2 separate regions of the Homo sapiens genome follow, and region 2 is linked to region 1. The links are chromatin loops, found by intact Hi-C in ENCODE. Cell type or tissue: psoas muscle. All regions are shown on one strand. Links, peaks and the distances in the headings refer to the core of each region. The heading gives the core; the rest is flanking DNA.

What was found. Hi-C counts contacts between places; a loop is a spot of excess contacts. Peaks named below come from ENCODE experiments on the same cell type or tissue, not always from the same donor. Only the 100,000 strongest peaks of a DNase experiment are listed, where the experiment ranks them.
Region 2: a loop joins it to region 1, with 2.5 times the contacts of the local background. A loop is called at or near these places in 25 of 110 quality-filtered maps.

The regions. Positions count from the first base shown.
Region 1 is chr10:29,533,528-29,538,904 of GRCh38, forward strand. It overlaps SVIL (supervillin), which reads right to left. Exons shown (of 38, transcript NM_021738.3): 7 at 2,462-2,542. Among named protein-coding and RNA genes, the nearest start is that of MIR604, 8.9 kb to the right of the region's middle. RefSeq lists enhancers at 4,583-5,084, 5,085-5,377. In psoas muscle, for the core only: CTCF peaks have their summits at 2,151 and 2,351; a DNase peak (open chromatin) is centred at 2,134; H3K4me3 peaks cover 1,925 bases; H3K27ac peaks cover 4,763 bases.
Region 2 is chr10:29,583,776-29,589,152 of GRCh38, forward strand. All of the region lies in intron 1 of SVIL (supervillin), which reads right to left. Among named protein-coding and RNA genes, the nearest start is that of MIR938, 16 kb to the right of the region's middle. RefSeq lists enhancers at 255-756, 757-1,256, 1,534-2,034, 2,035-2,535. In psoas muscle, for the core only: no CTCF peak of the experiment used is centred there; DNase peaks (open chromatin) are centred at 918, 2,006 and 3,546; H3K4me3 peaks cover 2,964 bases; H3K27ac peaks cover 4,898 bases.

The DNA of each region.
Region 1 (5,377 bases), core at 64-5,063:
ATCACAGATTACCAGTGAATGGAAACTGACCTGAGAGAGAATAACTTGTGAAAAAGCATTTTGGTGTCTAATGTCAACTACTTGTCAGATGATCCTGAGTTGAGTTTCCAATTTGCATATGTATGCCCAGGAGGTGCAAAACTAACTCTACCCCTGTAAAAGCTGGCAGGGGTCAGATGCTATCCTGGGGGAGAATGGGTCCCTTCTGACTAAATAAATACCCAGAAGCCACAGAAAAATGCGTTAATATCCACCACCAGCATGCATTAGGGCATAATGAGCCTGGTCCCTTGAATCAGTAAGCTTTCCTCATGTACACGCCCAGAACACGGACTGTGGGGGAAGGTTCCTGGCATACAGACACCTATTGACCAAACGCTGTAATTTCATTGTCGTCTGAAAATGTAAGAGCACTCACGATTATTTATGCTTTTTATTTAGTTCAAGATACAACAATCACCTCTCTTTTAAAGCACTCAACTAGACATTCACAAGCTTTTTCATGCAATGCAGAGTATATTCATTCATTCAGAAGGCATGTGGCCAGTCTGGGCATCATTATGAATAATTCTAGCACCAAAAGAATGTTAGAGAAAAGATAGTTGCTGACAGAACTAATGAAGTGAACATTTCCCACCACCATCCCCCTGTCCTGCTGTTATGCTCTTAGTTAAAAATGAATCCCAAAAGAGAGGCCGGGCCCTGGGGCTCATGCCTGTGATCACAACCTTTTGGGAGGCCTGGGCAGGAGGATCATTTGAGGCCAGGAGTTTGAGACCAGTTTGGGCAACATAGTGAGATCTTGTCTCTACAAAAGTAAAAAACAATATCTAGGTGCAGTGGCGTGTGCCTGTAGTCCCAGCTACTTAGGAGGCTGAGGCAGGAGGCCCACTTGAATCCAGGAGTTTGAGGCTGCAGTGAGCTATGATTGTACAGCTACACTCCAGCATAGGCAACAGAGAGAGGCTCTGTCCCTAAAAAACAAAAATAAAATAAAAATAAAGAGAGATTGCTCCAGTTGTTTCTAAAGTTATTCAAATATCTGAGAGCAAAACTGACATCCTTTTCAAAAGCTACAGACCTTTTTCCATTACTGCAAAACAAAGAAACCAAGAGCTCTGGCTGTGGGGTTGGAAGAGACCTCTGCTCAGATCCTGGCTCAGTCAGGTTGAGCTGTGTAGTGTTGGGCAACTCACCTGCCCTTAGTAAGCCTCAGTTGCTTTACCTTTTAAATGGAAATAATAGTGACATAATGTAATGTGATATTTGCAAAGCACGTGGCTTAGTGCTTAGCAAAGAGTAAATGTTTAATAGTGTTATCTAGTTCTTATTTTTGGTTTTTGAAGTACCATGTAGTGGGAAAGGAGACACAATTCCAACTACTTGAGAATGGAAAACTGATTAGGGCTCAGCTTTAAAAAGCAAAGAGGGCTTTTGGAGTGGGAAAAGGGATTTCTTGCGGGGAGAGGAATTTAGACTGTTTACTTAAGCTTAATTGGCAAAAGTAATTATTTATGATGTGCACTGTATGGAAAAGAATAGTTTATTTAATGACAAGTGCACCCTGCTAAATTTGATAAAAACTCCTATATATTTTTTTTAACGTACGAGGCAGTGTATCTATATATGTGTCATTAAAGGACAATCCACACAGACGCACATAGAGGTGGTAACTATGAACAACTCAGGGAAAGAAAACATTCTTAGTTGTTATTTTTCCCAGAGATGAGCCAGTGTTGGAGGTTTTCATACTTAAAACGTTTGTTAATCAAAAGGAGACTGAAGCGCGGTTCCAGTTCTCCTGTGGAATGCGTGCTCCTGATCAGAGACAATCTGAATGTTGTCCTCAGCCAAGAACAAAGTGACTGTCAGAAACTCTGTGTGTGGAGCTTTGTCCTTCCATGACTTACTCATTCTGACTCCTTCCGCCTCTCCCTGCCCCCAGTCTTAAAAATGAAATGATAGGGGGTTTTGTTTGCTTTTAAAACCACATGCCCTAAATTTAACTGTTGAAAATTAACTACTGGTTTAGAGATGAGGAGATATGAAAGCAAGGAGGCTGGAAGGGCTGGGAGCAGTGGGAAGCTGAGCAGATGGGACGCCGGCTAGCGAGTCCAGCTATGGAAAGGAGCCCAGGGCCTGGCTGGGTGCTCACTACTGCCCCTCACTGGCCAGTCCTATGTGAGTTGGTGAGAAGGGAAAAGCAAAAGGTCAAGTAAAAGGTTTGTCAATCAAGAAAGATTGACAAAGATTGAAAAAGAGGGGGAAGGAGAGATACTATTAGCATGGATTAGGGCATGTGGAGGGGAAAAGCAAATGATTAGAAAGTAACTTCCACGTGATTTTCAAGTGCACTGGTATTAAAGAAGGCAAGAGGAGAGTGGGTGTTAGCTGATGTGTGGTCAGGCAGGAGGAAGCAACACTCATGCACACAAGCCCCAGAGGGCCGGCGTGCGGGTACCTGGAAGGCCAGTTGATAAGTGAAGGTGTGTCCCCTTCGGAATCTTTCTGGAGAAACCACTCATGTTTGGGTTTCCCTGTACTATTGTGTACAAAAAACAAAACCAGATAATCTCTATTAAAACGTCAACATATACACAGACTTTACCATAACTTAAAACCTAAAGGCTGATTTTTATTAAGAATAATCCTCACTTATAAGTGGGAGTTAAACATGGAGTACACATGGTCACAAAGAGGGAGCAGCAGACATGAGGGCCCACTTGAGGGAGGAGAGAGGCAGGAGGGCGGGGATGGAAACACAACCTGTGGGCTGCTGTGCTTATTACCTGGGTGACAAAATATTTAATACACCAAAGCCTTGTGACAATTTACCTACATAACAAATCTGCACATGTACCCCTGAACCTAAATTAAAACTTAAAAAAATAAACAAACAGGAATATTATAGGGAAAAAAAGAATAATTCTGTCTTTTGAAAATGTATAAGCACATTTTGCTATAGAGTTCATATTCACTTCATGGAGTTTCCAGGACATGTGGCTCACTACTAAAATCAAGAGGTAAAAATAAATGTATCTAAGGCCATCAAATCATGTGTTTTCCCAAGTAATTTTAAATTATTAGAAAGGAGTCTGTTGGCCGGGTGCAGTGGCTCACGCCTGTAATCCCAGCACTTTGGGAGGCCGGGGTGGGTGGATCACCTGAGGTTAGGAGTCCAAGACCAGCCTGGCCAACATGGTGAAACCCCATCTCTACTAAAAATACAAAAAATTAGCCGGGTGTGGTAGTGGGCACCAGTAATTCCAGCTACTCGGGAAGCTGAGGCAGGAGAGTTGCTGGAACCTGGGAGGTGGAGGTTGCAGTGAGCCGAGATCATGCCACTGCACTCCAGCCCGGGCGATAACAGCACGACTCTGTCACAAAAAAAAAAAAAAAAAAAAGAACGGAGTCTATTATAGTCACACTCTGCCCACAAATACCAGGCAATTCTCTTGTAAGCAGCTGACTAAAAGTAAAAGGTAATTTAATTTCCATAAGTTTTGCAGTGGCACGTTGGTAAATAGCCTAATATAAAAATAGCATCTATGTAAAACAACACATTTCAAATAAAGAAGATAATTAAAATAAATAAAAATAAAATAAAATAAGTCAATGGGATCACATTTTTAGTTGCTATTACACATTTTCCTTTTAAAATTATCACTGAATAATGTGACCAACACAAGAGTTACAAGTACTAATTCAGGTCCATTCTGCTGATATTTATTGAGCTCCTAGTAAGTGCAAGTAATGAGCTAAGGAACGACGAAAATGAATCATAAATCAACATAGCCATTAAAAACCTTAAACCGCAGGTAGGCTAGGTAATATATAGTCCACACATTCATTCCTCAACACACGACTGAGTATGATGCCAAGCAGAATATGAACGAGTAATTATACCAGGCTGAAGGTATTTTAGAGAAACATCATGGGTAAGGACAACCTTGTTTTAACAACATAAAGCAAGTCAAAGGAGGAACACTCAGATTACTGCCCTGTCTCCTCTTACAATGTAGAAAGAAAAAAAGGAAATTCTACAGGCTAGTTACAATGTTTACCAGCTCAAAACTTTATGAGCCTATCTGCAAGAATTTTTCAACACCAGGCTGGAAACACATTGCAGCTCAAAAAGAAATTTCTAAAAGAAAATAAAAGTTATAATCAACTTAATTTTCTAAAATCATTTTGGTTTGAGTTTTGGTTGGAGGGGACAGGCAGGTACCTGGCACCGCTATTGTACGTCTTGCTGTAACCACTGACCTCTATCTCGGTCTAGGCTTGGACTGATCTGTTTCTCCAGTAAGATCCTTCAGCCTTGCTACTCCTAAAACTATCACCCCACCTCCCCATCCTCTGCATCACATCAATTTTGCCCACAGCAAATAAAAAGTTAAGATGTATGTAAAGTCATTTCATTTCCAAATATAAAGGGTCCAATTCATCAACTTTTATTTGATGGGAAGAGTTTGGCGCATCGCCTGCAGCCAGGAACGAAGGCAGTGCAACTCAGTCCAGTGTGCAGAGGGCAAGAGGGGCCAGCAGACGCCTGCTGTTGGAAATGACATCAAGTTCCTATAACGAATCTGCCGCCTTCACAGGGTTATGTTTAGGCTGAATGCTTTCTGTATAACAGAGGGCTTTGTAAAAGAAGTGCAATACAACTTTTCGAACATGACCTTAACTGACAAGAATAAAATTTGATCAATATCACCGTCAAACTCCATCAAGGGCTTGTGTAAGAATGTTGGCTCAGCATTTATAAAATGGAAATCCCACACAGACACAGGGGACTTACTGGGCTCCATTTGCTTATTACACCTGAAATATGAAACCAGCCAAAAACCAAAGGACTACCACCAGGGTGGTGAATACTCAAAGTCTGAGTATATAGACAGTCTCCGACTTAAAATGGTTCAATGTAAGATTTATTGACTTTAAGATGTTGTGGAAGTGATAGGCATTCAGGAGAGCCTGTGCTTGGAATTGTGAATTCTGTTCTTCTCCTGGGCCGGTGGTGTGTGGTGCGATGCTCCCCTGCGATGCTCGCAGAGGCAGTGAGCCGCCGCTCCCAGATCGCCACCAGCCATACAACCATGAGGGGAACGACCCATCTCCATAGTGTGCTGCATGGCCAGATGGTTTTGTCCAAATCCAAGCTAATGTGAGTGTTCTGAGCATATCTAAGGTAGGTTGGGTGTATTAAGTGAATTTTTGACTTAATGTTTCCTTTGTTTTTCTGACTTGCAATATTTTCAACTTATGATGGATTTATTGGGATGCGACCCCATTCTAAGTTGAGGAACATCTGTAAAATAAATACAAATGTATGTAATAAGAAACAAAGAGGCCAGGTGTGGTGGCTCACGCCTCT
Region 2 (5,377 bases), core at 120-5,119, 50 kb after region 1:
TGCAGGTGCCTTGGGGAGGTCATGACACAAAATAAATCAAAGGCACATTCCACACTGTCTGTTGAAATGACTCAAGACACGTTTATGCGTGGGTGTAACATCTGATTAAGCAAAGGATATCAAACTTGGGTGGCCCTCAGACCACTTGCGGTATTTGTTTAAAATGAAAGTCCTCCCACCACAGGTGATTAGGATACGCCCACAGAATTAGAAAACCATGAATACAAGCCACCGATGATATAAAGCCTGGGAAGAAACAGGGAAACAGCATAATCAGATGGGGTGAGTGTGACGAAGGAAGGCTTCCTGGAGGACGAGACTGGAGAGCTTACTTGTGGAGGAGATGATGGCAATAGGTGAACAGGGAGGCCATGGGCCCTCACCTCCGTGCCAGGAAGAAGAGCGGACAGTGTGGGAGCTGGAACTGGGAAGAGGCCTAACCGGGGCGTGGGCTTAAATGGTCCCATCCCTCTGCATGGTAAATGCGCCTGACAGCAATCACTTAGGCACACCCTGAGAATGGCCCTGTATGGCAGCGGCACCTGCATGGGGTTCAGGGTTCCAAGCTAAGGAATCCAGGAGAGGCCAACTGGAGATTCGTTCCTTATCTATGAGGAACATCTGAGCAGCTTCCCTGCCCTGCTGCCACCACTGCATGCACAGGGGGTCTGGACTGTTTGTTTTGGGGTATGTGAAGGCTGCCAGGTGGAGATTGTCGGGGAGGTGCCAAGTGGACATGCTATTGCTATATAAACTGCATGCCTTTTGAAAGCGGTTGTGGTTCTCCCACTCAGCCCGCTGCCACTGGACTCTCTCCCCTGTATGCAAGCCCACAACAGAACCCCGTGCCTCGTTCACTGGCTCTGGGTCTCCTCTTCGGCCTCTTTAACCTGCGGCCTTCCCATGGAGTCGACACGGGTTCGGCAAGACAGCCACCCACATTCAGACGGAACGTGCTGTGGGCCCAGCCAGGGCATTCTGAGGTGGGAAGGGAGGCCGTGGACAGCCCGTGAAGAAGCATCAGAGCCATCCCTGTAGCCCAAGTGGAAAAAGAAAATTCAGATACTTGTCACACCCAGACATCAAGCTGGGATACATCATGCTGCTTGGTCTTCAGGTGGTGAGAAAATACATTAAAGAAATAGACAGGGTCTTGCTCCATCACCCAGGCTAGAGAGTGCAGTGCTGCAATCACAGCTCACTGAAGCCTCGACTTCGGGTTTGAGCAGTCCTCTCCCACCTCAGCCTCCCAAGTAGCTGGGACTATAGGTGCACATCACCATGCTCAGCTAATATTTTTATTCTTCTTCCTTTTTTTTTTTTTTGAGACAGGTTCTCCCTCTGTTGGCCAGGCTGGAGTGCAATGGCATGATCATGGCACATTGCAACTTTGATCTCCTGAGCTCCAGTGACCCTCCCACCTCAGCTGGGACCACAGGTGTGTGCCACCACACCTGGCTAATTTTTGTAGAGACAGAGTTTTGCCATGTTGCCCAGGTTGGTCTTGAATTCCTGGGCTCAAGTGATCTACCTGCCTTGGCCCCACAAAGTGCAGATATTACAGGAGTGTGTCACCATGCCCAGCCTATTCCTTATAGAGACAGTGGCCTCACTATGTTGCCCAGGCTGGCCTTGAATTCCTGGCCTCAAGAATCCTTCCACCTCATTCTCCTAACATGCTGGGATTATAGGCATGAGCCACCACGCCCGCCAAACTATTTTTTTAACAAGAGGAGAAAGTGAATTTGTGCTTTCCCTGAACAGCAAGCAGCAGATATAAGCAATGAAAAGAAGACAACGAGGACACCGCTCCATGCTCAAAAGAGACACCAGCAGAGCTGAGCCAGCAGCATCTCAGATGTCATCTCCCAACTGTGCTAAAAATACACACACACACACACTCTGAATCTGACTCCAGCAGTAAGAGCGTCCCTGTTCTCATGCAGCAGCTTATGAGCCCTGGTGCCCCAAGATCTCTGGAGGGAGGGGAGAACTGAAGCCGGGGTCCGGAGCAGTCAGGAGTCAGAGTGAGCCGCGGTTCGCGTCTGTCTTCCCGGCAGGTGTCCGACGCCTCAGCTCAATGAATGAGAAGCCGCTTAGACAAGGGATGTGAGCCAGAGCGCTCTGAGCGCGGTCACTGCCCCATCCTGAACGCAGGCTCCTCCAGGTGTTCGTTTGCCTCATGTGCAGCTTTGGTCCATGAGCCATAACCCATAGAACCTGAGGCATCTGAACGAGCATTTCAGTGCAGGAAAGTGCCGTCTTCACTAACTTTCAGCTACTGCAGCAAGTTTGGAAGAAACTCAAACGAGAAAAGATGGATTCAGCCTTACAGGTTCCGTTGGGAAAACGGTCCCCGTGGATGCTCGGCTGTGGCTATTAACCACACACACTCATTAAACAGCTTTACTGAAGAGAACAAAAAGGAGAGGGGAGGCTGGTTAATGCAATTTGAGGAGAGAAATGTACGATGGAGAGGTTATTGAGTGCATTCAGTCTACTCTACATTTTTATTTTAGTTTTTAATTGACAAATAATAAATGTACATATTTATGGGGTACGGAGTGATGTTTGGATATGTATAATGTATAGTGATCACAGATTCACTAGTGATCACTAGTGATTGCCCACTAAGCCCTAGATACATGAGCTATACCATTCTGTCCTTGGGGAAATCACCTCCCTAATGCAAGTGACTTATTCCACTTAGCTCACTTGTGGCAGCCGTGGAACGCAGGTCCCTTGGCTCCTAAAACTCTGCCATTTCCATTGTACCACCTGACTATCTAGTTATATTTCCTCCCTACTATACACATGACCTCACCATTCAAAAAAGTTTACTATAAAACATAAACAAGATTCTGAGAGTCCACAAAACATCTTGCATTAAAAGGAAAACATTCCACATTTCCTAATATGGAATACTACGCAGCCATAAAAAAGAACGAAACTATGTCCTCTGCAGGGACATGGATGAAGCAGGAGGCTACCATCCTTGGAAAACTAACGTAGGAACAGAAAAACCAAATACTACTTGTTCTCACTTATAAGTGGAAGCTAAATGATGAGAACACATGGACACATAGAAGGGAACAACACACACTGGGGCCTTTCGCAGGGTGGAGGGTGGGAGGAGGGAGAAGATTATGAAAAATAACTAATGGGTACTAAGCTTAGTACCTGGGTGATGAAATAATCTCTACAACAAACCCCCATAACACATGTTTACCTATATAACAAATCTGCACATGTACTCTTGAACTTAAAAGTTAAAAACAAATTTTCCCGATAAAGTCCATACTCCGTAGAATAAGCCCTGATACAGAACTGAACACACAAGCTACGCAGTGAAGAAAGCCTCGTACCATTCTGTCCTTCGGACAGTCACCTCCCCCTGCAAACCTCCTGTTCTCCAACCAACCCATAAAGTATGCCTGCCAAGGAGAGTGCATATTCCTGTCATCACAGAGCACTATCATTAATAGAACAGTACTAGGCCACGTCTCCGGGGCTCGGGTTCTCCGGCTTCGTACAGGACACAAGCTCACTGCCACCGCCTCTGCCAGCCAGTCCCCAGCCACCAGCCTCCGCAGTCTGCCTAATAAGGCAATCTGCAGGTTGACGGGTGGCTTACAGGTCACCACTGCACAATGCACGCTCTGGGCTTGAAGCAAAGGGAGAGGCTACCTTTTGGCAGACAAAGGGTTACCCTGTGCCAAAAACTCTTCCAAGGCCGCACTGGGACTCCATTTACATAATAATAGAAACTTGTCCCTGCAGTTGGCCAGACTCCAGCCACAGGGTCCAGCTTACAGAGCTGAAGAAAGCTGAACTTCTGCAGTGGCCTGGAGCTTGCTCAGCCTTTACATGGAAACGTCTCCTCTTTGCCTTCTCCCAACCTCATCAGAGGACTCCCAGAAAGTCCATCTTGCAGGAACTTAGGTGGCATATATTCAATCTCCGAGACTCCCTGACTTCAAAACAGCAACCTGCAAATTGACTGCATATCCCGGATGCTTAAAAAGAAGCCATAGGTCAGGGGAACAATTCTTAGCATTCCAGAAAATGATTACACACCAGCGAAAAGTGGACGTCTGTATTTCCAGCTAAGGAGGCGGAGTTGTTGGTCAAGCGATGCCTGATTACAAATATTCATTATTTTTAATTCTATGAAGATCTGGACTCAGAGACTCTCCCCCACCCTGGCCCCTGCACTGTACTACGCATACAAGGAAAAGAACAGATCTCTGGTGATTAATTGCAGCACATTCATCATTGCATGAATTTCCTTCAGCTTTTAGCCACGGGGCCCCTTTGTCATTCAGAAGGCATCCCACCCACTGGCTCACCAGAATTTAATATGTCCCAACGGAGTTTTGAAATCTACCAGCATTTCAACAGTGGACTGGAGCTGCCGAACCACAGCAAAATTAGGAAGGGGTCAAGGAGCATGAGATAGCAATACCGTGGAGGTTAATAGTCAGCAAACCACCAGTTTAGAGTCCTGTGCCTAGTCAAATCTAGCACCGCTGAAACGTGTGCTGGTGGCAGAGACGCATCTGACACTTCGTCCCTTCACTCTGCCCTTTGTGCCGGTGTCCAGTGCGGACTCTCTTCACGTTAAGACACTTCCTGTGCAGTTTCTTGGACACCCAGCAGTGAACATACAGCACCCATTCATTCTCTGCTTCTCTGGGAAATGGAGTCTGGGATGTCTGAAACAAGACTCATGAAAAATGGTTGCCTATTAAGGGCCATTATGTTGGGGATGTAAATAGCGATTGATTTTTAATTTACACTAATTCAGCATTTACCAAACCAAAATAGTCCCTAGGAAATTCTCTGACAGAGCGTGAAAGGAAAATAGAACCTTGGGAACCCCAAACTCACTATGCCAAACGGAAAGTGAAGCTTAGGAACCGAGTCACACAAAAGCTGCCTGCCTTTTGTCCCCAGAAAGATAGCTGTGACCTCACAGGCTTAGGGTACCTTATGTAAAATGTAGATTTACTGTGCAAGAGATAAATGCGTAACTGACTTCCCCCTCCTTTGTTTTCACATGTAAAATGTAGATTCACAGAATGCTCATCAGAGCCTCACAAGAATGTGACCACTTGCCTCACTTCCTACCTCCCCCACCCCCCCTTTTATTCCTTGTCCTTAAAATACTGAAGTCCTCAAACCCAAACCCAGTTTGGAAAAAGCACAGGACATTCATCCCACTGGGACTTGTGTCCCTTTTTCCCCAGGAGCATCCTGAATGTTGGCAAAATAAACCTTTAAGTGGATTGAGATGCCTCGGTGACTTTTCGGTTCACAGGAGTTTATCAGAAATTCCTGTCTAGATATTCATGCCAAAGGGAAAAAAAACAAGGAT